Linked DNA regions of Homo sapiens: regions 1 and 2 are each linked to region 3. Evidence: read pairs that join two places in POLR2A ChIA-PET (ENCODE). Cell type or tissue: OCI-LY7. All regions are shown on one strand. Region 1 overlaps USP34 (ubiquitin specific peptidase 34). Region 2 has its middle 79 kb from the start of FAM161A. Region 3 overlaps USP34 (ubiquitin specific peptidase 34).

Evidence for each region. ChIA-PET counts read pairs that join two places held together with the same protein. Peaks named below come from ENCODE experiments on the same cell type or tissue, not always from the same donor. Only the 100,000 strongest peaks of a DNase experiment are listed, where the experiment ranks them.
Region 1: POLR2A ChIA-PET joins it to region 3 with 5 read pairs; 5 of 35 experiments call an interaction of 5 or more read pairs at or near these places.
Region 2: POLR2A ChIA-PET joins it to region 3 with 5 read pairs; 5 of 35 experiments call an interaction of 5 or more read pairs at or near these places.

Annotation. Positions count from the first base shown.
Region 1 is chr2:61,368,138-61,376,137 of GRCh38, reverse strand. It overlaps USP34 (ubiquitin specific peptidase 34), which reads left to right. Exons shown (of 80, transcript NM_014709.4): 9 at 5,559-5,640; 10 at 5,725-5,817. Among named protein-coding and RNA genes, the nearest start is that of SNORA70B, 45 kb to the left of the region's middle. In OCI-LY7, no CTCF peak of the experiment used is centred here; no DNase peak of the experiment used is centred here.
Region 2 is chr2:61,771,452-61,779,451 of GRCh38, reverse strand. No RefSeq gene overlaps it. Among named protein-coding and RNA genes, the nearest start is that of FAM161A, 79 kb to the left of the region's middle. In OCI-LY7, no CTCF peak of the experiment used is centred here; DNase peaks (open chromatin) are centred at 3,291 and 4,921; H3K4me3 peaks cover 848 bases; H3K27ac peaks cover 1,384 bases.
Region 3 is chr2:61,455,522-61,463,521 of GRCh38, reverse strand. All of the region lies in intron 1 of USP34 (ubiquitin specific peptidase 34), which reads left to right. Among named protein-coding and RNA genes, the nearest start is that of USP34, 12 kb to the left of the region's middle. RefSeq lists silencers at 3,034-3,328, 4,142-4,342. In OCI-LY7, no CTCF peak of the experiment used is centred here; no DNase peak of the experiment used is centred here; H3K4me3 peaks cover 1,993 bases; H3K27ac peaks cover 4,218 bases.

The sequences.
Region 1 (8,000 bases), 87 kb after region 3:
CAGCTGTCACCACAGTCCAATTCTAGAACATTTCCATCACTTAAAAAAGATGTCTTTTGCCCATTTGTAGCCAGTACCTATTATTTCCAGCCTCACTAATCTACTTTCTGTCTCTGTAGATTTACCCATTTTGAGATATTTCATTTAAAAGGAATCAAATGATAGTAGTCATTTTCTTCTGGCTTCTTTTCATTTAGTATACTCTTGTTCGTTTGTTTGAGGTTCATTGAGATTGTAGTTTGTCTCTGTACTTTATTCCTTTTTATTGCTTAATAGTATCACATTGTATAGATATACCACACTTGATCAAGTACCAGTTGATGGATATTTGGATTGTTTCTACTTTTTTTTTTTTTTTTTTTTTTTTTTGAGACAGAGTCTTGGTCTGTCACCCAGGCTGGAGTGCAGTGGCGCGATCTTGGCTCACTGCAAGCTCCGCCTCCCAGATTCACGCCATTCTCCTGCTTCAGCCTCCCGAGTAGCTGGGACTACAGGCACCCGCCACCACTTCCGGCTAATTTTTTGTATTTTTAGTAGAGACGGGGTTTCACTGTGTTAGCCAGGATGGACTCGATCTCCTGACCTCGTGATCCGCCTGCCTTGGCCTCCCAAAGTGCTGGGATTACAGGCGTGAGCCACCGCGCCCCGCCTGTTTCTACTTTTTGATTAATATAAATAATGCCATTATAAACATTTATGTAAAGTCCTTTTGTGATCATATGTTTTCATTTTTCATGGTAGATACTTAGGATTAGAATTGTTGCTTATATGATTAGTTTACCTTTAACTTTCATTGGAGCTGTCAAACTGTTTTCCAGTATACCTGCATTATTTTACATCCCCACTAGCATTGTAGGAGGTTTCCAGTTTCTCCCTATTCTTGCCAGCAGTTGTTATTATCTAGATTTATTATTGCCATTTAGGGGGTGTAAAGTAGCATTTCATCATGGTTTTAATTTGCATTTCCCTAATTATTAATGATGTAGAGCAGCTTTTTATGTGGTTATTTGCCATAATGTTTCTTCATTCACAATATTGTCCAGTTTTTAATTGGATTCTTGGTTGTGTTTTATGGCTTAATGTGGTCTGTACTACAGACTGTTCTGTGTGTGCCTAAGAAGACTGTACATTCTGCTGTTGTCGTATGGGGTATTCTGTGGGGTGTTCTATAGATGTCTATTAGGTCAAATTGGTTTGTAGTGTTGTTGTCTGTTTCCTATATTCTTGTTGCATTTTCTGCCTAGTTCTTCTCTATTATTGAAAGTAGGAGACTGAGTGCAGTGGCTCATGCCTGTAATCCCAGCACTTTGGGAGGCCGAAGCTGGTGGATCACCTGAGGTCAGGAGTTCAAGACTAGCCTGGGCAACATGGCGAAACCCCGTCTCTACTAAAAATACAAAAATTAGCTGGGCCTGGTGGTGAATCACTTGAACCTGAGAGGTGGAGTTTGCAGTGAGCCGAAGTTGCGCCACTGCACTTCGGCCTGGGCAACAGAGCAAGTAGTCTCTCAAAAAAAAAAAAGTATTGAAGTCTCCAGATACATTTGATCCTGAGTGTGTGCAGATTTGGTCATCTCTGTATGAGCTCTGAAGCAAGATGAGAGTGCCACCTTGTTTGACTTTAGGTGGGAATGTGCATATTGGAAAATTCTAATCTTTCACTGCTATGTGCATGTCTGTGAGTGCCTATGAAAATGCCACAAGTACTGATTTTGGAGTTACAAATAAAATGCAGCAAATGGATGAGTTAACAAATATAGAAACCATGGAAGAGAAGAAAAAATATTTTTCTTCACAAATATGGAATATGGAGATGGAGGTGCTGAGGGGCAGTGTGGTGGAGTGTAAGAAGTCCTGGCGCCACTTGGATGCGGTTTGAATCCCAACCCTAACACTTGTTTAGGCATAAGGGTTGGCCTCAGGCAAGGCATCTAAACACTTCTGAACCTCATTTTCTCTGTTTTTTTTTTTTTTTTTTTCCCTGAGATGGAGTCTCGCTCTATTGCCCAGGCTGAAGTGCAATGGCACGATCTCGGCTCACTGCAACCTCTGTCTCCTGGCTTCAAGCGATTGTGCTGCCTCAGCCTCCTGAGTAACTGGGATTATAGGCACCTGCCACCACGCCTGGCTAATTTTTGTATTTTTCATTAGAGACAGGGTTTCACCATGTTGGTCGGGCTGGTCTTAAGCTCCTGACCTCAAGCAGTCCACCCGTCTTGGCCTCCCAAAGTGCTGGGATTACAGGTGTGAGCCACCGTACTTGGCCACGCCATTTTCTCTTTTGTAAAATAGAGAAAATAGAGTCAACCAGTATGAGAGGTTTTTCAGATTCAAGATCTGTGTATGATATCTATATTATGTACATATTTCCTGTAGGGCCAAGGGTTCAGTATTAGCTAATTCAGTGTTTGCAGTGACTCTGTAGAATATAACTAATGCGAGTAACAAGAATCAGCTGTATTGTTGAATTGTGTGTTTCTCCTTTTAATTCTGTCATCAGTTTTTGCTTCATGTATTTCAGGAATTCTTTTGTTAGGTCCATATGTATTCCTGGTAACTTGATCCTTTTTTTCGTTTTAAATGTCCTTTGTCTCTTTCAGACATTTTTTGGCTTAGTCTATTTTATTTGTTATTGGTATAACCACTGAACCTTTCTTAAGCTTATTGTTGGCATGGCTTATCTTTTTCCATTCTTTTATTTTCAGTCTGCTTGTTTTGAAGCTAAAGTATGTCTTGGGGGTAGCATATAGTTGGATCTTTAAAAAAAAAAACTAGTCATATAATCTCTGCCTTGATTAGAGTTCTTAATTCACTAATAATTTTATATAGCTTGTTTTACATCTCATTTTGCTGTTGGTTTTCTGTGTATCTCATATCTTGTTTCTCTATTTCTCCTTTACTATCTATTTTTATAGTATATATATATAGATTCTAGTGTGACATTTTAATTGCATTGATTTAAAAAATATCTTAATTTTCTTAGCGATTTTATGGGTTAAATATGCATTCAACTTCTTGACATTCATACTGATTTAACTCTAATAAAATAAGATAAAAAACATGGCTCCTACGTAGCTCCATTACTGTTTGGGATAAGAAGTTAGCTATTAATCTTATTCTGGTTCCCTTGTGTATGCTTAGTTGTTTTTCTCTTACTCCTTTAAATCATTTGACTACAATATGTGTAGATGTGGATTTCTTTGTGTTTATCCTGGAGTTTGTTCTACTTCTTGGTTGTGTAGATGAATGTGTTTCATCAACTTTGGGAAGTTTGGGGTATTGAAATATTTTTTCTGGCACCTCTTCCCACTTTGACCCCCATTGCATGTATGTTTTCAGACCTCCGAATAGTGGTTATTAATGGTACTGTCCAATTTTATAGTTGCATCATTATTACGAAAGTCCCTGGGTCTCCCCTTTAAATTTTTGAGACAGTGTCTTGCTCTGTTGCCCAAGCTGGAGTGCAGCAACAGCACGATTATGCCTTACTACAGCTCTGACCTGGACTCAAATGATCCTCCCACCTCAACCTCCTTAGTAAGTGAGACCACAGGCATGAGCCACCATGCCTGGCGGAAACAGGCTTTCATTACGTTGCCCAGCCTGGCCTGGAACTCCTAGGCTCAAGCAGTCCCCTCGACCTCAGTCTCCCAAAGTGCTAGGATTACAGGTGTGAACCACAGCACCAGCCTGGGTCTTCTATTAATGTCCTTTAATAGACTTAAATAATAGTGGAATTTTTTTTAGAAATGAATTTTGTTTCTTGAACTATTATGTAAATCAGAGGGTTGAATTTTATGTATCGTAACTTCAGTAGGGCTACTCAGAAATAGGTAAAATATACCTAGTTTTATTTTTAATGTTTTACCCTTTGAGGTCCATATGTGTAAGTCCTAGTGGTTTTTTTTTAATAAATAAAAATTGTTAGCATAAAATTCTATTATAGAATGTAAATTCTTCATTGGATATGCAATAAGAAAGTAAATTACTTAATCTTTCCAGTTTATCTGTATATAATATAGTTGAAAAAATTGGGGACCTTTTATTATACAATTTATTTTGAAACTTATTTTCTTCCACCCATTTTATAATATAGTCATATGGTACTTAATGACAGGGATACATTCTGAGAAATGCATCATGAGGTGACTTCATTGTACAAAGTTACACAAACCTAGGTGGTATAACCTGTTGCTGCTTGACTCCAAGCCTGTACAGCATCTTACTGTACTTAATTCTGTGGGCATTTGTAACACTTTGTAAATATTTGTGTATCTAAACATATCTAACTGTAGAAAAAATAATGTAAAAAACCTGCAAAAAAGATAAAATAGGGTATTGCCTGTATAGGACGCTTACCAAGAATGGAGCTTGCAGGACTGGAAGTTGCTCTGGGTGAGTTGGTGAGTGATCGCTGAGAAGATGTGAAGGCCTAGGATGTGACTCTACACTACTGTAGACTTTGTAAGCACTGTACACTTAGGCTATACAAATTATTTAAAAATTTTTTTCTTCACTATTAAATTAACCTTAGCTTACTCTAACTTTTTATTTACTTTTATAAACTTAAAATTTTTTAACGTTTTGACTCTTATAATAACATTTAAAACACAAACACGTTGTATGGCTGTACAAAAGTATTTTTTCTTTATATTCTTATTCTGTGAGCTGTTTTCTTTCCTTTTTTTTTTTTTAACTTTTTAATAATACACATGGAGCTGTCATCTCCCATGCTGACTGTGCCTTTTTTTAAAAAAACTAGAAAGAGTATCCTTTAAAGATGAAAAGTATAATAAATACATAAACCAGCAACAGTCATTTATTAAGTATTATATACTGTATGTACATGCTATACTTTTATATGACTGGCAGTGCAGTAGATTTGTTTACATCAGCATCACCACAAACCTGTGAGTAATGCATTGCTCTATGACATGGTGGCCACAGTGACATTAGGTGATAGGAATTGTTCAAGTCACTTTTAATCTTATGGGACCACTGTTGTATATTTGGTCCATCCTTTGGTCTGCCATTGACCAAATCATTATTATGCAGTACATGACTGTCTGTTACTTCACTTTTCATCTATTGAATCTTCAATAGTATCAGCCAGGAGACTTACAGTTTGGCTTGGGGATAATTCTTTTGTTGTTCATCCTTTTGACAACCTATTTTCCTGATATTATCTCATTATAAAGGGCATACTGGGAAACCTTTCCTGAGTGCTTCAATACATACTGTGGAAATTAAAAAGTGGGAAGGCAAAGACCTCGAGTAGGATAATACATCACTAAATCAGTGTTACACTTGTGTACTTGGTGTTAATCGTTACCTTTTCAGTTATTCGTTGCTTGTTTATAAACTCAGGGAATTTGAATTTATAAATTCAGCATCATATTTCATTCTAGTTATGCTTTGTAGTATTCTATAAAACTGATTGTATCTAATTCTTTATAATTCCTATAGGAACAAATTTAGGTTTTCAATTGACTCTACCTTTTAGACATGAGAAAAGATGACAATTTTTTTTAATGTACTATTTTCATTGCTTGACTTTAGGTCCATTGCAAAAGAACTTGCAGACTGGCTTATTAGCAACAATGTGGTGGAGCATATATTTGGACCAAATTTACATATTGAGGTTTGTGGATGATTACATAACTTCTCTGTTCTATTGATAGAGAAGAATATTTTTAAAAATTGATATTAAGTTTTTCTTTTCCAGATTATCAAACAGTGCCAAGTGATTTTGAATTTTTTGGCAGCAGAAGGGCGACTGAGTACTCAACATATTGACTGTATTTGGGCTGCAGCACAGGTAATATTAACAGCTCACATTTATTGAGTGCTTTGCTTATCATATGTTCTAAGTGCTTCTCTGTGAGGTAAATTCTATTATCCTGTTTTATAGCTAAGGAGACCAAGACATGGACAAGCTGGGACTGAAATCTGGCTTCCGAGTCCATGTCTTACTATGTTACTGGTAGAATGGAAGGAAATCAGAGTCAGTCAGTTGGAGCTTCTTCATGAAACCATCCTGGTTTAATAAAGAGACATTTTCCTGTTATTCTCATTTATACAGTCTACCCTTCTATCCTGAATTATTGTATTGGTATGTTTCTTGTCTGATGTACTGTTTTTTTTTTTTTTTTTTTAAATAGGCATATATCCACATGATTCAAAATTCCAAAAGTAAATATAAAAAATATATTACATGTTTTTCCTTTCTGCCCCATCTCTCAAGCATGCAGTTATTATCTTCTCAGGTATATCAGATTTTTTTGTATAAATAGCGAACTGTATACATTTTTCTTCCTCTTTCTTTTTCACAAATGTAGCATACCAACCAGATGTGGCTTTGACTTTTTTTTTTTTCTTTCTTAATTTATTCTGGAGATTTCTCATCAATATATGAAGTGCTTTTTATCTTCTTGTAAAACTGTATAGTGTTTAATTATTTTTTCCCTCAGTCTTTTTTTTTTTTTTTTTTTTTTTTGAGACGGAATCTTGCTTTGTAGCCCAGGCTGGAATGCCATGGCGCAGTCTTGGCTTACTGCAACCTCCGCCTCCCCGGTTCAAGTGATTCTCCTGCCTCACGCTCCTGAATAGCTAGGACTATAGGTATGCACCGCCACGCCCAGCTAATTTTTGTATTTTTAGTAGAGATAAGGTTTCGCTATGTTGGTCAGGCTGGTCTCGAACTCCTGACCTCATGATCCGCCCACCTCGGCCTCCCAGTGTGCTGGGATTACAGGCATGAGCCACCACTCCTGGCCCCCCGAGTCTTTTCTGTTACAAACAATGCTGTAATAAGTAACTTCTAACACATTCATTTCATCCTTGTGTGAAACTTTTGTGTAGCTATGATAAATTCTTACTTACAAGTAGAATTAGAATTACTAGGTTAAAGAATATGTGTGGTTTACTTGTGGTAGATACTGGTACGGCAGTTTCACTTTCCCCTTAATTTTGTCAGCACATTAAATTACATGATCTTTGCCAACCTGATGGGTGAAAAGTGATATCATTGGTATTTTAAATTTGCGTTTCTTTTATCATGAGTGAGTTTGCAAATCTTGTGTTTAAGAGCCATTTTGTTGCTTTTTCTGGAATTGTTCATATTTTTTGCTATTTATCAATTGTTTTTCTTATTTTTTTTATTTGTAGGAGTTCTTTATGTGTCACTGAAGTTGATCTTTTGTTTGTGATTACAACTTATTACTGTATCCTGGTTTGATGCCTTTTTGCTTTGCTTAAGGTGGTTTTTACTGTTCAGTTTCATATTTGTGGTTGTAGTTTTTATGGTCTGTAGATTTTGTATCTTGGTTTGAAATGCCTTCTCCATTCACAACATTATAAGAGAATTCTCCTTTAGTTTCTCCCTATACATTTTCTATTGCAATTATATATCTTAATCTTTGATCCAGCTGGGATTTATGTTGGTTTAAAGTGTTATGTATGTGTCCAACTTTCCTCCCTTTTTTGTTGTGCAATTTTTCCAATTCCATTTGTTTACTAACTCTTCTTTCTGACTTGATATACCAATTTTTTCTTGACTGGGTAATTTTTTGAACTTTCTAGACTGACCTATTTGTGTGTATAATTATGATCTATACCAGGGATTGGTAAACTTATAGTCTGTGGGCCAGCTATCTGTTTTTGGAAATTCTTGCTACACAGACATGCCCATTCTTCTTTTTTTTTTTTGAGATGGAGTCTTGCTCTGTCACCCAGGCTGGAGTGCAGTGGCGTGATCTTGGCTCACAGCAACCTCTGCCTCCCGGGTTCAAAGGATTCTCCTGCCTCAGCCTCCTCACTAGCTGGGATTACAGGCACGCGCCACCACGCCCAGCTAATTTTTGTGTTTTTAGTAGAGACCGGGTTTCACCATGTTGGCCAAGATGGTCTCAATCTCTTAACCTCATAATCCTTCCGCCTTGGCCTCACAAAGTGCTGGTATTACAGGCGTGAGCCAATGGGCCCGGCCTGACGTGCCCATTC
Region 2 (8,000 bases), 320 kb before region 3:
TCTGTCCGCCTAAGCTTCCCAAAGTGCTGGGATTATAGGTGTGGGCCACCGCGCCCAGCCTCTTTATTCCTAATGTTCTAAGTTCCCTTTTAGTATAATTTCCCTTTTGCCTGAAAACTTCCTTTAGCACTTATTTTTTTTAAGCATAGGTCTTCTTGCCACAAATCCTCTTAATTTTCTTTCATCTGAGATTGTTTTATTTCACCTCAATTCTGAAGGATTTTTGTTGGCTATAAAATTGAGGGGAATATTAAAATCTTTCAGCACTTTATAAATTCTCTGCCTCTCCTGGTCTTCATGATTTTTTATTAAAAAAATCCATCTTCATTTTTCCCCTATGTAATGCATTTTTTCCCCTCTAGATTCCTGGAAAAAATCTCCTTCAAGAGTTTTTTTGGCTGGGTGCAGTAGCTCACACCTGTAATTCCAGCACTTTAGGAGACTGAGGTGGGAGGATTACTTGAGGTCAGGAGTTGGAGACCAGCCTGTGCAGAATAGTGAGACCCTCCCTCTACAAAAAAAAAAAAAAAAAAAGTACAAAATCATGCAGGCATGATGGCATCCACCTGTAGTCCTAGCTGCTCAAGAGGCTTTGGCTGGAAGATCTCTTCAGACCAGGAGGTTGAGGCTATGAGCCTGGGCAACAGAGTGAGACCTTGTCTCTTAAAAAAAATTTTTTTTCATGTGTGTTTATTTATCCAGCAGTTTGATTATGACGTGTCTGAGGATGGATTTCTTTGGGTTTATCCTTTTGGGATTTGTTGGGATTCTTGAATCTGTATGTTTGTCTTTCAACAAATTTGAGAAGTTTTCAAGCATTATTTCTTCAAACGCCTTTTTCTTTTTTCTTTTTTTTTGAGACGGAGTCTCACTGTCGCCTAGGCTGGAGAGCAGTGGCATTGTAACCGATCTCAATCCGTGGTGGACTGAACAAAGGCAGGCGAACGTGGGAATAAAGACGAAGACAAAAGATTATATTTGGAAGAAGGGGTCAGAGGGCACCTTGCCTGTAGTGGACAAGGGTCCTGAACAGCCCTCCGTATTTATTTGGCAAAAGAGATAGAGACAAGTGGGGGTGTGGAAGAAGAGGTCAGCTGCTCGGTCTAGAGTAGGCTTGCAAGACCACATTCCTTGAACAGTAGGCTCTAGTTGTCCCAGTAGATAACTTCAAGGAGCCCGGTGCCAGGGAGTGATTGCCCTCAGCAAACCTCCTGGCAGCAGGCACAGTCGTGAGTTTGCTCACATCCTGCATTCATGATAAACAGTTTGCTGTTTGATCATATAGCCTCCAGTGGTCACGATCTCTTTGTCCTTTTCAGCTCCCAACAGGCATGATCGTGGCTCACTGTAAACTCTGCTTCCCAGGTTCAAGTGATTCTCCTGCCTCAGCCTCCCAAGTAGCTGGTATCACAGACACGTGTCATCACACCTAGCTAATTTTTGTGTTTTTAGTAGAGATGGGGTTTCACCATGTTGGCCAGGCTGGTCTCAAACTCCTGACCTCAGGTGATCCTTCCACCTCGGCCTCCCAAAGTGCTGGGATTACAGGCGTAAGCCACCGTGCCTGGCCAAAAACCTTTTTCTACATCACAGTCTTTCTCCTCTCTGGGACTCTAATAATTTACGTGAGGCATTTTAGTACTATCCTACAGATCCCCAAGGCTCTGTTCTTCCTATTTTTTAAGTAATTTTTTCTCTCAGTTGTTCAGATCAGTAATTCTATTATGTACCTTCTAGGTCACTGACTCTTTCCTCTGCCATCTCCATTCTGTTCTGAGCCCATCCAGTGGGTTTTAAATTTTGGCTATTGTATTTTTCAGTTCTCAAATGGAAAAACTGAATACAATAGAAATAGGAAATCATGGCCAGGTGTGGTGGCTCACGCCTGTAATCCCAGCACTTTGGGAGGCTGAAGTGGGCAGCCTCACCTGAGGTCTGGAGTTTGAGACTAACCTGACAAACATGGTGAAACCCCATCTCTACTAAAAATACAAAAATTAGCTGGGCTTGGTGGCAGGTGCCTGTAATCCCAACTACTTAGGAGGCTGAGGCAGGAGTATTGCTTGAATCCAGGAGGCGGAGGTTGCAGTGAGCTGAGACTGCCCCATTGCACTCCAGCCTGGGCAACAAGAGTAAAACTCTGTCCTAAAAAAAAAAAAAAAAAAAAAAAAAAAGGGAAATCTTTGCCAAGACTTTCTTTTTTTTATGTTTTCATTTATTTCAAGGATGTTTTGGAATATTTTTATAACACCTACTTTAATGTCTTTGTCAGATAATGCCAACATCTGTGTCATCTTAGTGTTAGTGTCTATCAATTATCTTTTCCCAGTTTAGATTTTTCTGGTTTCTCAAATGCTGAGTAATTTTAGATTGTATCCTGGATATTTTGAATATTATGCTACGAGACTAGAGGTTTTGTTTAAATCCTGGAGTGAATGTTGACATTTTTGTGTTAGCCATAATCAGTCAGGTTGGGATTAGACTGTAAACTCCAATTAGACTTCTCTAGGTTGTAATTTTAATATCAGTTCTGTTTTTAAAGGCTTTGCAGTGTTATTTGGATCAGTCCTGAATGTTCTTGACCCAGTGGTCAGTCAAGGTCTGAGGCAGGAACTGTGTAGTTCAGTTCTCACAGCCTGTGGTACAGTGTTGAGGATCAGATCCACACATGTACAGCTTGGGAGTTACCTCAGAAATCATAAACTTTTGCTCCTTCCTCTACTCAATTTCCTAGTTTTATCCCAATTCCTTGGGGCTCCCTTTTATAGTTCTCTGATCAGAAAACTTGGGTTTTGTTTTTCATTTTATTTTTGAGACAGAGTCTCTCTCTGTTGCCCAGGCTGAGGTGTGCAATCTCAGCTCACTGCAGCCTTGACCTCCGGGCTCCAGAGATCCTCTCACCTCAGCCTCCTGAGTAGCTGGGACTACAGGCACGCACCACCACACCCAACGGATTTTTGTATTTTTTGTAGAGACAGTGTCTCACTGTGTTGCCCAGGCTGGTCTCGAACTCATGGGCTCAAGTGATCCTCCCACCTCGGCCTCCCAAAGTGCTGGGATTATAGGAATGAGCTGCTGTGCCCAGCCAAGTACATACGCTACTTTTCTGTTCACTTTCCGTAACTACGCTTATGTCTGGAGCGAGGCAGTGGGAGGACAGAGATGAAAAAAGAAAGCAGTGGGGGTTTGCCATTTACCCTACTCTGATTTTTGGGAACACAGCACCTCTGATCAGAGAGGAAAGTTCTCTTTTCTCAAAGTTTTAGGCACCTGCCTGCTCCTCTTACCATTAATGTCATTTTCACTTCTGCTTTTATAGGATTACTTGAGGTTTGGGTGCTAGAGAATGGAGAAAAGAAAAACAAAACAAAACAAAAAACAAAGCACATGAGATTTCCCCCACTTTGTCTGTATATTAGGAAACTCTTTTTCCACCCCTCAAGCCAGATCTAGAAGCCTTCTCCTGGAGCTCTTTCTGTCCACACTGATTTGGACTTCAGGCTTTTGGGCTGCACAAGTCCAGACTAGGGATATCAGAGGGGAAAAAATGGTAAGCTCTCTGCATGTTCAGTGGTACTTCATATTCATGCCTTCTTCTCCAACCTTTCTGTTTCGATTTACTTTTCAGTCCTCAAGTTTGGGAGCCATGCATTCTTTCCAGGTTAATAGCTACATTCAGTAGGAGAGATAGGTTGGGATTTGCTCACTCCATCTTACTTGGAACTAGAAACTTCCTAAAGCAGTGATGTTACAAGAAGATAATTTGAATTACAGTTTTCTAGTTTTACAATATTTTAAAGCTGATTGAATATAAATAATTTAAAAATATATTTCCAGGCCCAAATATTAACATTATAATTTAAACTACTGGATCCATCATTGACCCTTTTAATAATTGGAAGGTTTAAGACTCCCACACTCAATATATTAGAAAAATAATACATTCATGTTCATTCTCCCATTTTTTGTGTTTCTCTTTCAATATAGCACATTTACTACTAATGCTCATTTATCCCATCAAAAATGTCACATAAAAACTGGAATAATTCAGAAATTTGGAGTGGGATTCATTTACGATTTATAAGTTACCTGGTAGAGTTTGACTTATAAGAAAGCACATTGTGAGGGCCGGGTGTGGTGGCTCACGCCTGTAATCCCAGCAATTTGGGAGGCCAAGGCGGGCGGATCACCTGAGGTTGGGAGTTCGAGACCAGCCTGACCAACATGGAGAAACCCTGTCTCTACTAAAAATACAAAATTAGCCGGGCATGGTGGCACACGCCTGTAATTCCAACTACCCGGGAGGCTGAGGCTGGAGAATTGCTTGAACTTGGGAGGCAGAGGTTGCAGTGAGCCAAGATCACACCATTGCACTCCAGCCTGGGTGATAAGAGTGAAACTCTGTCTCAAACAACAACAACAACAGCAAACAGTACATGGTGAGGCTAGGTGCAGTAGCTCATGTCTGTAATCCTATCCCTTTGGGAGGCTGAGGCAGGCAGATTGCTTGAGCTCGGGAGTTCGAGACCAGCTGGATAACATGGTGAAACCCTGTCTCTACAAAAAAAAAAGAAAATTAACTGGGCATGGTGGTGTGCACTTGTAGTCCCAGCTACTTAGGAGACTGAGGCAGGAGGATCACTTGAGCCTGGGAGGTCGAGGCTGCAGTGAGCCATGATGGTGCCACTGCACTCCAGCCAGGGTGACAGACTGAAACCCTGTCTAAAAAAAATTTTTTTAAATAAAGTACATAATGAAACATATATAAGGTTTAGTGTTAGCTAGGATTTGGCTCAGCTTTGAATGATGAAAAAAGAAAAACCCAGAATAACTGTAGCTTACATCATATATGTCTATTTTTCTCTTACATAAAGTAGGAAGTAAGTGCCCCAAGTTGGATATGGTGCTTCATTGTGTCAGAAACCCAGGTTCCTTCTTTCTGATGTTCTGCCATGAGTGACCTTGATTTCTTCCTATTTCTCTCATGATCTAAAATGGTTGTAACATAGCTCCAGCCATCTCAGGAAGAAGGAAGGGTAAAGGAGAAAGCACACAGTTCTTCTGTGTGCTTTTAAGGACACGTCCTGAAAGCTGTACATAATATTTCTGCTTATATCTTTTTGGCCAGAACATACTCACAAGGCTACACCTTGCCACAAGAAAGACTTGGAGATGTATTTATATTCTGGGCAGTTATATCCACTTAAAAGTTGAGGATGCTGTTACCATTGAAAGAGGAAGAATGATTTTGAGGGTCAACTAGTAATTTCTGCCACAAGACTGTGTCCCTAAGAAATCCTTATGTTGTAAATAGCGGAAACTAAATTCAAATTAGCATAAACAAAAAAGAAGATATATATATGCTTATTTAACTGAAAAGACAGAGGTAAAGGAAGCTTTAGAGCTAATTTGATTCAGGGGAATTTTTTCTTTTTTGAGACGGAGTCTTGCTCTGTTGCCCAGGCTGGAGTGCAATGGCTCGATCTCGGCTCACTGCAAGCTCCGCCTCCCAGGTTCAGGCGATTCTCCTGCCTCAGCCTCCCGAGTAGCTGGGATTACAGATGCCCGCCACCATGCCCGGCTAATTTTTGTATTTTTAGTAGAGACAAGGTTTCACCGTGTTAGCCAGGATGGTCTCGATCTCCTGACCTCAGATGATCGCCTGCCTCAGCCTCCCAAAGTGCTGGGATTACAGGCGTGAGCCACCGCACCCGGCCTGATTCAGGGCATTTTTAAGATCTTAATGTACCTGATATAGTTTGGGTATTTGTCCCCGTGCAAATCTCATGTTGAGAAGTAACCCACATGTTGGAGATGGGGCCTGGTGGGAGGGGAGGTGTTTGGTCATGGAAGTGGATTCCTCATGGCTTGGTGCTATCTTTGCAATAGTGAGTGAGAACTCACAAGATCTGGTTGTTTGAGTGTGTAGAACTCCCCACCCTGCCACTCCCTCTTGTTCCTGCTTTTGACGTGTGACATGCTTGCTCCCTCTTTGCTTTTCACCATGGGTAAAAGCTCCCTGAGGCCTCCCCAGAAGCTGAGCAGATACTGGCACCATGCATCCTGTGAAACCTGCAGAACCGTGAGCCAATTAAACTTCTTTTCTTCATAAATTACCCAGTCTCAAGTATTTCTTTATAGCAACACAAGAATGGCCTAATACTGTACCCAATTTCATTTTTCTAGTAGCTTACTGCTCTGTGAACTTCATTATAAGGCTAGCTTCCTTCTTTATGGCAAAATGTCCTCAGAAGTCACAAGCTTCACATCTGCACATAACAGTGCCCAGAAGGAAAGAAAGCGTTCAGTTCCGGTAGCTATTGTGACAAATTATCACAGTATGCCCAGACTGTCCTGGATTTTGCACTGAAATTTCTATGTTCAGGGAAATGTTGCAGTCCCAGGCAAACCACGATGGGTGGTTATCTACCTGGTAGTTCTCTCACAAGGATTCAGGACCTTCTTTTTCAGAGTCCCCCAGGTAACCTCTCATATCTCACTGGCTCAATTTGGGCATATTCCCCTTTAGCCCGGGGAATAGTAGGCACCGATTTGCTTAGACCTGGCAATTATTGTGAAAAGAGCCATAGAACTGCCTGATTAAATAAGCAAATCAGAGGTAATCTCTGAAAATAAGAACTCAATCATCCCCTACCCTATAATCACATGGCTGCAACACAAGTTGGGAGACACAGCTACAATGTCCATAAGACTGAACTAACATCATACTAGAAATGTTTAGCATTTATAAAGCAGAAGCCCCACATGACACCACATGACTTCCTATCTGAAAAGTCAATGAAATTCTATCAAGGGGAAATTGTTCTAGCTGTAGAAAAATGTGTTCATAGAGATTTTTGCTCATTTGTCTAAGCAAATCAGTGCCTAATATTCCCCTCAGTAAAGGGAACACGCTTCAAGTTGAGCCAATGAGATAAGAGAGAATATCTCGAGGACAGGTTGGCACAAAACTACGCTCATATTCATACAACAGTGGCCGCAGTAGCACTTGATATTATTTCACTTTCTTATGTCCTATGCTGAAGCTGGGGACAGCAAATAATTTGGTCAAAGTAGTCATGCTGAAATAAGGTTAAATGTAATTTTAAATAATCCCATATAAGACTGTGGTCTTTATGAGGTATTCTGTCTACTACTGACTCATATTTGGTACCCTTTATGTGGTGCTTCTCCTAAACGGGGATTATATATCCCCTTCCTGAGGAAATCAGTCATGTAATTTGCTTTGACCAGTAAAATGTGAGTGAACAGGACGTGTGTGAACTCCCTGGCAGGAGTTTGGAGAGCCAGTGGTTCGCTATGTTCTGCTTTCTCTCTGCCATGATGACCAAGTGTCCCAGTGTAGCATAAGTGGAAAAGAAATCTCTGTTCTAAGTCCTTGAGAATTGGAGGGCATTTCTTACTACAGAATCATTAGCCTACCCTGCACATGGTTTGCTTCCTTCAACATTCCTTTCTAGCCTCTTCTCTCTCCTGCTTTTGCTTTTTGTGTGTTTAGTTTCTCCCTTTGTATTTTACCACAGTCTTGCTCTTAGAATTTGAGTCAATGCAAAGCAGAGAAACAGTTAACTAGCCTGGAGCCTTGAAAGATTGTCTTGTTGTCCTACACTGGCCAGATACTTTCAAAAAGAATCTTGGGCATATTACCTCCTAGACAGAAAACTAGAAACCGAAGCATTAAACAAATGCTTACATTTAACTAGCTTTTAATTATTGACTTCACAGTAAACTCTTCAAATAAATTTATAAATGTAATTTTTTTAAAAAAACTATACATTTATAAATTTAAAACAATTTAAATTTATATTAGTCCAGCAACTTTTTTTTCTGTTCTCTATAACAATAATACTAACATAAAATAGGAAATGAAGGCTTTTAAAAATATTTAACACTCTGGTCCCTTGAAGAGAGAATATCAACAAGGCCGGGCACGGTGGCTCAGGCCTGTAACCCCAGCACTTTGGGAGGCTGAGGCGGGT
Region 3 (8,000 bases):
ATTTTATGATGATCTATCTGAATCACCACTGTTCAGTTGGCAAAGTGAAAATTACTGACCGTGTTTTATGTATCTTCAAAAATTCAGACAAATTTCTGTGATAATTGTAGTAGGAATTCAAAAGTGGTAATAAGTATAGCTGAATAAGAATCTTTTTCATTGAATAAAATTTCAAATTTTTTGATTTTTGATTATTTTTTAAGAGACAGTGTATCACCCATGCTGGGGTGCAGTGGCCCAATTATAGCTCACTGCAGCCTCAAGCTCCTGGGCTCAAGTGATGCTCCTGCCTCAGCCTCCCAAAGTGTTGGGGTATGCTGTACCCGGCTGAGAATCTTTCTTAATACTGTTATTCTGCAGTGAACCGTTTAATAAAACTACATGTTTCCAGAGCTTTTTAGATACTATGAGTATATAGGTACGAAATCAATTAGTAACATAACTTTTTCAGTAGACATTTAATCTAAAGTTGGAATTTTTTTCCCCCCTTTGGAGATGGAGTCTTATTCTGTCATCCAGGCTGGAGTGCAATGAAGTGATTATTGCTTACTATAACTTGACCTCCTGGGCTCAAGTGATTTTCCTGTCTCACCCTCCTGAGTAGCAGGGACTATAGGTGTGTATACCAGCACACCTGGCTGCCTTTTTTTTTTTTTTTTTGGGAAACAGTTTCCCTCTGTCTCCCAGGCTGGAGTGCATTGGTACAGTCTCGGCTCACTGCACCCTCTGCCTTGGGGGGCTCAAGCAGTTCTTGTGCCTCACCCTCCCAAGTAGCTGGGATTATAGGCATGTGCCATCATGCCGGGCTAATTTTTGTATATTTAGTAGAGATGGGGTTTCGCCATGTTGGTCAGGCTGGTCTCAAACTCCTGGCCTCAAGTGATCCGCTTGCCTCAGCCTCCCAGAGTGCTGGGATTACAGGGTGTGAGCTACTTTGTCCGGTTCTCCTGAATTGATTTTTTTTTTTTTTTTGGAGACGGAGTCTTACTCTGTGGCCCAGGCTGGAGTGCAGTGGCATGATCTTGGCTCACTTCAACCTCCTCTTCCTGGGTTCAAGCAATTCTCCTGCCTCAGCTTCCCAAGTAGCTGGGATTACAGGTGCGTACCACCATGCCCAGCTAATATTTGTGTTTTTTGTAGGAATGGGGCTTCACTGTTTTGCCCAGGCTGTTCTCAAACTCCTAGCCTCAAGTGATTCACCCACCTCGGCCTCCCAAACTGCTGGGATTACAGGCATGAGCCACCACGCCTGGCTGATTTTCTTTTTTTTTTTTTTCCCCCTGAGATGGAGTCTTGTTCTGTTGCCCCAGGCTGGAGTGCGATGGCCTGATCTTGGCTCACTGCAACCTCCGCCTCCCGGGTTCAAGCGATTTTCCTGCCTCAACCTCCTGGGTAGCTGTGATTACAGGCAACTGCCACCATGCCTGACTAATTTTTGTTACGTTTAGTAGAGATGAGGTTTCACCATGTTGGCCAGGCTGGTCTTGAACTCCTGACCTCATGATCTGCCCACCTCGGCCCCCTAAAATGCTGTGACTACAGGTGTGAGCCACCGCGTCTGGCTGAAAACATGTTTTTGTATAAGATTTCATTTTATATAAAATTTAATATATCTGTTTCCAGTTCTCCCATATTATGAATAATGCCGCAAATGTACATCTTTCTACTTAAATCTTTTATCTACATCCCTGGTTCTTTTAGATTTCTAGACGTGAGTTTACTGTGTCAAAAAATATAAACATTTTTCATTATTTTCATACTGTTTGCTTGCCAGAAAGGATATATTGATCTTTTAGTCGTAGTCGTGCCTGTGTAAGGGCACTTTCACCTGTCTTGAATATTATCCTTTAGAAAGTGTTATTTTAGCAGGGCATGGTGATGTGTGCCTGTAGTATTCCCAGCTACTCAGGAGGCTGAGGTGGGAGGATCACTTGAGCCCTGGAATTCAAGGCTAGCCTGGGCAACATAGCAAGACTTCATCTCTTAAAATAAAAGTTATTTTGGTAGAGAATGTATTAAGCAATTACTAGTAAATTTAACCATTCATATTTTTGTTATTTAATGAATTGTATGTTTTTTTTTCTGTATTTCAGATTTCAGTGTTTTGGGTTTTTTTTTTTATTTTTTTGAGGCGGAATTTCGCTCTTGTTCACTAGGGTGGAGTGCAATGGTGCCATCTCGGCTCACTGCAACCTCTGCCTCCCAGGTTCAAGTGATTCTCCTGCCTCAGACTCCCGAGTAGCTGGGATTACAGGGGCCTGCCACCATGCCTGGCTAATTCTTTTGCATTTTTAGTAGAGACAGGGTTTCATCCTGTTGGCCAGGCTGGTCTTGAACTCCTGAGCTCAAGTCATCCACCTGCCTCAGCCTCCCAAAATGCTGAGATTACAGTTGTGAGCCACCCTGCCCGGCCCCTCTTACCTTCTTTCAAAATTCAAAGCTCGCTTTTTTTCTAACTTGTAAGTTTTATTAATAAGAATGAAATAACAACAACAACAAAAAGCTCACCTTTACCTGTTTTTTTTTTCTTTTTTTTTTTTTGAGATGGAGTCTCGCCCTGTTGCCAGGGTGGAGTGCAGTGGCGCGATCTTGGCTTCCTGGACCTCCACCTCCCAGGTTCAAGTGATTGTCCTGCCTCAGCCTCTCGAGTACCTGGGACTACAGGCGTGCGTCACTATGCCCAGCTAATTTTTATGTTTTTAGTAGAGACAGAGTTTCTCCATGTTGGCCAGGATGGTCTCGATCTCCTGAACTCGTGATCCACTTGCCTCGGCCTCCCAAAGTACTGGGATTACAGGCATGAGCTGCCACACCCGGCCTTCTACCTGTTTTATGAATCGAAATTCTATGTAAGATTTCTTTTGAGGAGAAAAAGGGTATACAGTATTCCCCCCTTATCCAAGTGGAATGTGTTCTGAGACTTCCAGTGGATACCTCAAACCACAGATAGTGCTGTACCCTATATACTGTTTTTTTTCTCATTATTTTAAGAACTTTCACCTTTTCACTTCAAATAAGCTTTTCTTTGGCATATCTGAATTACTAGTATCGCTGCTCTTGCACTTTGGGGCCATTATTGGGTAAAGTAAGGGTTACTTGAATACAAGCATTGTGTAGTGCCACAGTGGATCTGATAACCAGGACAGCTACTTAGTGACTTAATGGGTAGGTTGCATGTGCAGCCTGGATATGCTGGACAAAAGGATGATTCACATCCTAGACGGGACGGCACAAGATTTCATCATGCCACTCGGAATGGCAATTTAAAACTTATGAATTGTTTATTTCTGGAATTTTCCATTTAATATTTTTGGACCATAGTGACTGTGGTTAACTATGGAAAGCAAAACCAAAGATAATAAGGGAGACTATTGTAATTTCTTAATAAGCTTGGAAACTAAGTAATATGTGGGTGCTCAAAAAAAGCCAACATAAAACTGTTTTCAAGTATCTTTTTTCTGAGATGGAGTCTTGCTCTGTCGCTCAGGCTGGAGTGCAGTGGTGCGATCTCGGCTCACTGCAAGTTCTGCTTCCTGGGTTGACGCCATTCTCCTCCCTCAGCCACCCGAGTGGCTGGGACTACAGGCGTCCGCCACCATGTCCAGCTAATTTTTTTGTATTTTTAGTAGAGATGGGGTTTTACCGTGTTAATCAGGATGGTCTTGATCTCCTGACCTCAGGTGATCTGCCCACCTTGGCCTCCCAAAGTGCTACGATTACAGGTGTGAGTCACTGTGCCTGGCCTTTTTTTTTTTTTGGCTCTGTAGCCCAGGCTGGAGTGCAGTGGCTTAATATCAGCTCACTGCAGCCTTCGCCTCCCGGGTTCAAGCGATTCTCCTGCCTCAGCCTCCTGAGTAGCTGGGATTACAGGTGCCTGCCACCACGCTCGGCTAATTCTTTTGTATTTTTAGTAGAGACGGGGTTTCACCGTGTTGGCCAGGCTGGTTTCGAACTCTTGACCTGAAGTGATCCGCCCGTCTTGGCCTCCCAAACTGCTAGGATTATGGGTGTGAGCCACCGTGCCTGGCCTGTTTTCAAGTATCTTAATTGTGCCCAAATTTTAGGAGGTGGTGTCATGCTTATGAAGTTGGAATACTATGATGAATTATATTTAACACAGTGATGATAATACACTTCTGTAGCTATTTGAACACTGAAATTTCTTATACAGTGTTTTCCTTGAAGGTACTTCCTTTGTAAGAGTCATGAGAAATAGAAAGATTTGTCTAAGGTCACACAGCAAAGAAGTAGCAGGGGTAGGACTAGAATTTAGTTGTGCTTATTTCTTCTCTGTACTTTTCACTAACCAAGCTATCTTTTTTTATTTTTATTTTTTAATTTTTAAGAGGACCCTGACTGTGGAAGTTGGGAAACTCATAAGAAACCATTAAAGGAACTGTGGAGAGATTTATTTGGGCTAAAGTGGATTAGGCAAGATTTGTTTTTATTTTTTCCCGAGATGGAGTCTTGATTTGTCACCCAGGTTGGATTGCAGTGGCGCAGTCTCGGCTCACTGCAACTTCCACCTCCCGGGTTCAAGCAATTCTCCTGCCTCAGCCTCCCAAGTAGCTGGGATTGTAGGCGCCCACCACTGTGCCCGGCTCATTTTTGTAAATTTAGTAGGAATGGGGTTTCACCATGTTGACCAGGCTGGTCTTGAACTCCTGACCTCACCATCCACCTGCCTTGGCCTCCCAAAGTGCTGGGATTACAGGCGTGAGCCACTGTGCCCCGCCAAGATTTTAAGGAAGATGGAAGATTCAAGTGGGCCCTGTTTGAAATAGTTGCTGGGAATGAGAGGAGTGAAATATGGCCTACCTTGACTTGTGAAGGCTCTGCATGACTTAGCCTCTGCTAGCTTCATTCCCTTGTTCTCTTTGCCTTTTTTTTTTTTTTTTTCCTTTTTGCCTTCTTTCATTGATGACACTGAGCCTTTATACATACCTTTTTTTTTTTTTTTCTGAGACAGTTTCACTCTTGTTGCCCAGGCTGGAGTGCAATGGTGTGATCTTGGCTCACTGCAACCTCTGCTTCCTGGGTTCAAATGATTCTCCTGCCTCAGCCTCCCGAGTAGCTGGGATTACAGGCACCCGCCACCACGCCCGGCTAATTTTTGTATTTTTAGTAGAGACAGGGTTTCACCATGTTGGCCAGGCTTCTCTTGAACTCCTGACCTCAGGTGATTTGCCTGCCTCTGCCTCCCAAAGTGCTGGGATTACAGGTGTGAACCCCCGTGCCTGGCCTGTATATACCTTCTTATGCTTTTAAGTTTTGACTGAAATGATTTTTTTCGAGAAGTCTTTCCTGAACTCCAAGTCTGAAGTAGCTCTGGTTCTTTTTATTCATAGCATTTACCACAATTTAGAATTATGTATTTCTATGTTTACAACTGTAATTTTTTTATTCTATGAGACTATCAGTTCTATGATTGCAACTGTTACTACTGTTTTACAGTGCCTGCATGTGGTAGGATCAGTGTTTATTTAAAATATCTGAAAAATCGTAAGATCACTGTGGGTTGATAATAGAAGGGAAAACAAGGGTAGGCTAGATGTGGTGTTTCCTGTTTTCTCGGATATATCAAGTACTGTCAGTCCTTGCTTTTGTGATGTCTTGCTTGCCACCCTCTTCATAAAATGGTACTTTTTGTTGTTGCTGCTGCTGTTTGTTTTTGGAGACAGGGTCTCACTCTGTCACTCAGGCTGGAGTACAGTGATATGATCCTAGCTCACTGCAGCCTTGACCTCCTGGGCTCAAAAGAGCCTCCCAAGTAGCTGGGACTACAGGTGCTCATGATGACACCCAACTTGCTTGCTTATTTATTTGGGAATGGGTTTCACTATATTTCCCAAGCTGCTCTTGAACTTCTGGCCTCAAGTGATTCTCCCGCCTCAGCCTCCCAAAGTGCTGGGATTACAGGCGTGAGGCACCACACACAACACTTTACTAGTTCGTGATATTAGTACCTGTGGGTTAAATTTAAGGTTGAGAATTATTATTCTTTTTAAACTAGGTAGGATTCTGTCTCAAGGACCAGAAAAAACCGTTTCTTTGGCAGAAACAGAGTTTTTCTTTAAAAGCTATAAGTAGGCCGTCTAGGTGTATATTCAGGTGTGCTTTACTTTTAATCATTGGGTTTATAACATAATCAGGACTTTATTTCTCTGTGGCTTGCTGGGCTTCCTTGGTTTTGACCTCAGTTTGGCCCTTCCTATGGTAACAGAAATGGCTACTGCACCTTATTTATTTGACAGGTCTTGCTCTGTCGCCCAGTCTAGAGTGCAGTGGCACGATCACGGCTCACTGTAGTCTTGACCTCCCAGGCTCAAGAGATCCTCCCACCTCAGCCACCTGAGTAGCTGGGACTATAAGCCTGTGCCATCACACCTGGCTAATTTTTGTAATTTTTGTAGAGGCAGGGTTTCACCATGTTACCCAGGCTGGTCTTGAACTCCTGGGCTCAAACCATCCTTCTGTTCCAGCCTCTTAAAGTGCTGGGGTTACAGGTGTGAGCAGTCACCACTGGTCTGTTTAGTTTTTTCAGACAGAGTCTTGCTCTGTTGCCCAGGCTGGAGTACAGTGGCTCAGTCATGGCTAACTGCAGCCTCAACGTCCCAGGTGGGCCAAGCTATCCTCCTGCCTCAGCTTCCATAGTAGCTGGGACTACATGCCTGTGCCACCACACCCAGCTAATTTTCGTTTTGGTGTTTTTTATTTTTACTCTGTTAGTAAATTGAGATGGGGTCCCACTGTGTTGCCCAGGCTGGTCGTGAACTCCTGGGCTCAAACTATCCTCCTGCCTCAGCCTCCCAAAATGTTGGGATTATAGGCGTGAACCACCATGCCTGGCCATTTTTTTTTATTTTTAGTAGAGATGGGGTTTCACCATGTTTCCCAGGCTGGTCTCCAACTCCTGGGCTCAAGTGATCTCCCTACTTTGGCTTCCTAAAGTGCTGGGATTGCAAGTGTGAGCCACTGTGCCCAGCACTACTGCACCATTTTTATACCACATCTTCATACCACAGTGTTTGGACATCACGTACTTAAACTATGCGGAGAAAAAGAGTGAATCTTTTCTGGAACTTACTGTACAAGAACAAGAAGGCTGCTTTTTCCAAAACCTTCCTGACAAATGTCATTTCATATATTATTGACTCTGTTCCTGAAATAGAGTTCAAAGAGGATGGACTTTGATTGGTTTAAACTAATCAGGACCTATTCTTGAAGCTGATCTCACCCAAATCTCATAACTAAGAGTGTGCTTCTGGAAAAGAAATCTGGCACGTTGTTACCATGAAAGAGGTGAAATTGCTTCTGGGCAGTAAGCCCACGGATATCTAATACACTGAAAACCATTTCTTAATATTGTATTTACTGAGTTGTGTTTCACCTTAACTCTGTTTAAATATTTGTTTTTTTAAAAACATAAACACTTGTGTAAAGCATTCTCCTGTATGCTGGTAGGTATAGAAATACATTTAGCTGTGTATTTTCTCTTAAGGAAGGTTCCAGAGTACAGATGAGGCAGTAGGATGATACTTGAGTGAGTGATCTTTGGAACCTGGTAGACCTGAGTTCAAATCTTGCTCCTGTCATTTATTAAGTCTCTGACTTTGGCTAAGTTCCCTTACCTCTTAATGCCTTGTTTCTTATTTGGAGATGAGGATATTCTTAATACATGTCTCATAGGGATTTTGTGAGGAGTGAATAAGATAATGCATATCAACATTTAACGCAGTGCTAGCATAAGAAATATGCAAAACAACAGCATGAAAAATAAAAATGGTAAATTTTGTGAAATAGTTTTAGTTGAAGTGCAGTGGGAGGAGTTTAGTTTTGGGATGATGGGAGAAAACTTTGTGGACTTGATATAATTTAAGTTGGTCTACGTGGTATATATGCATATAAGTTTTTGAGATGGGGGTCTTGGTATGCTGCCTGGGCTGGTCTTGAACTTCCAGGCTCAAATGATCCTCCTGACTCAGATTCATGTTACCTGG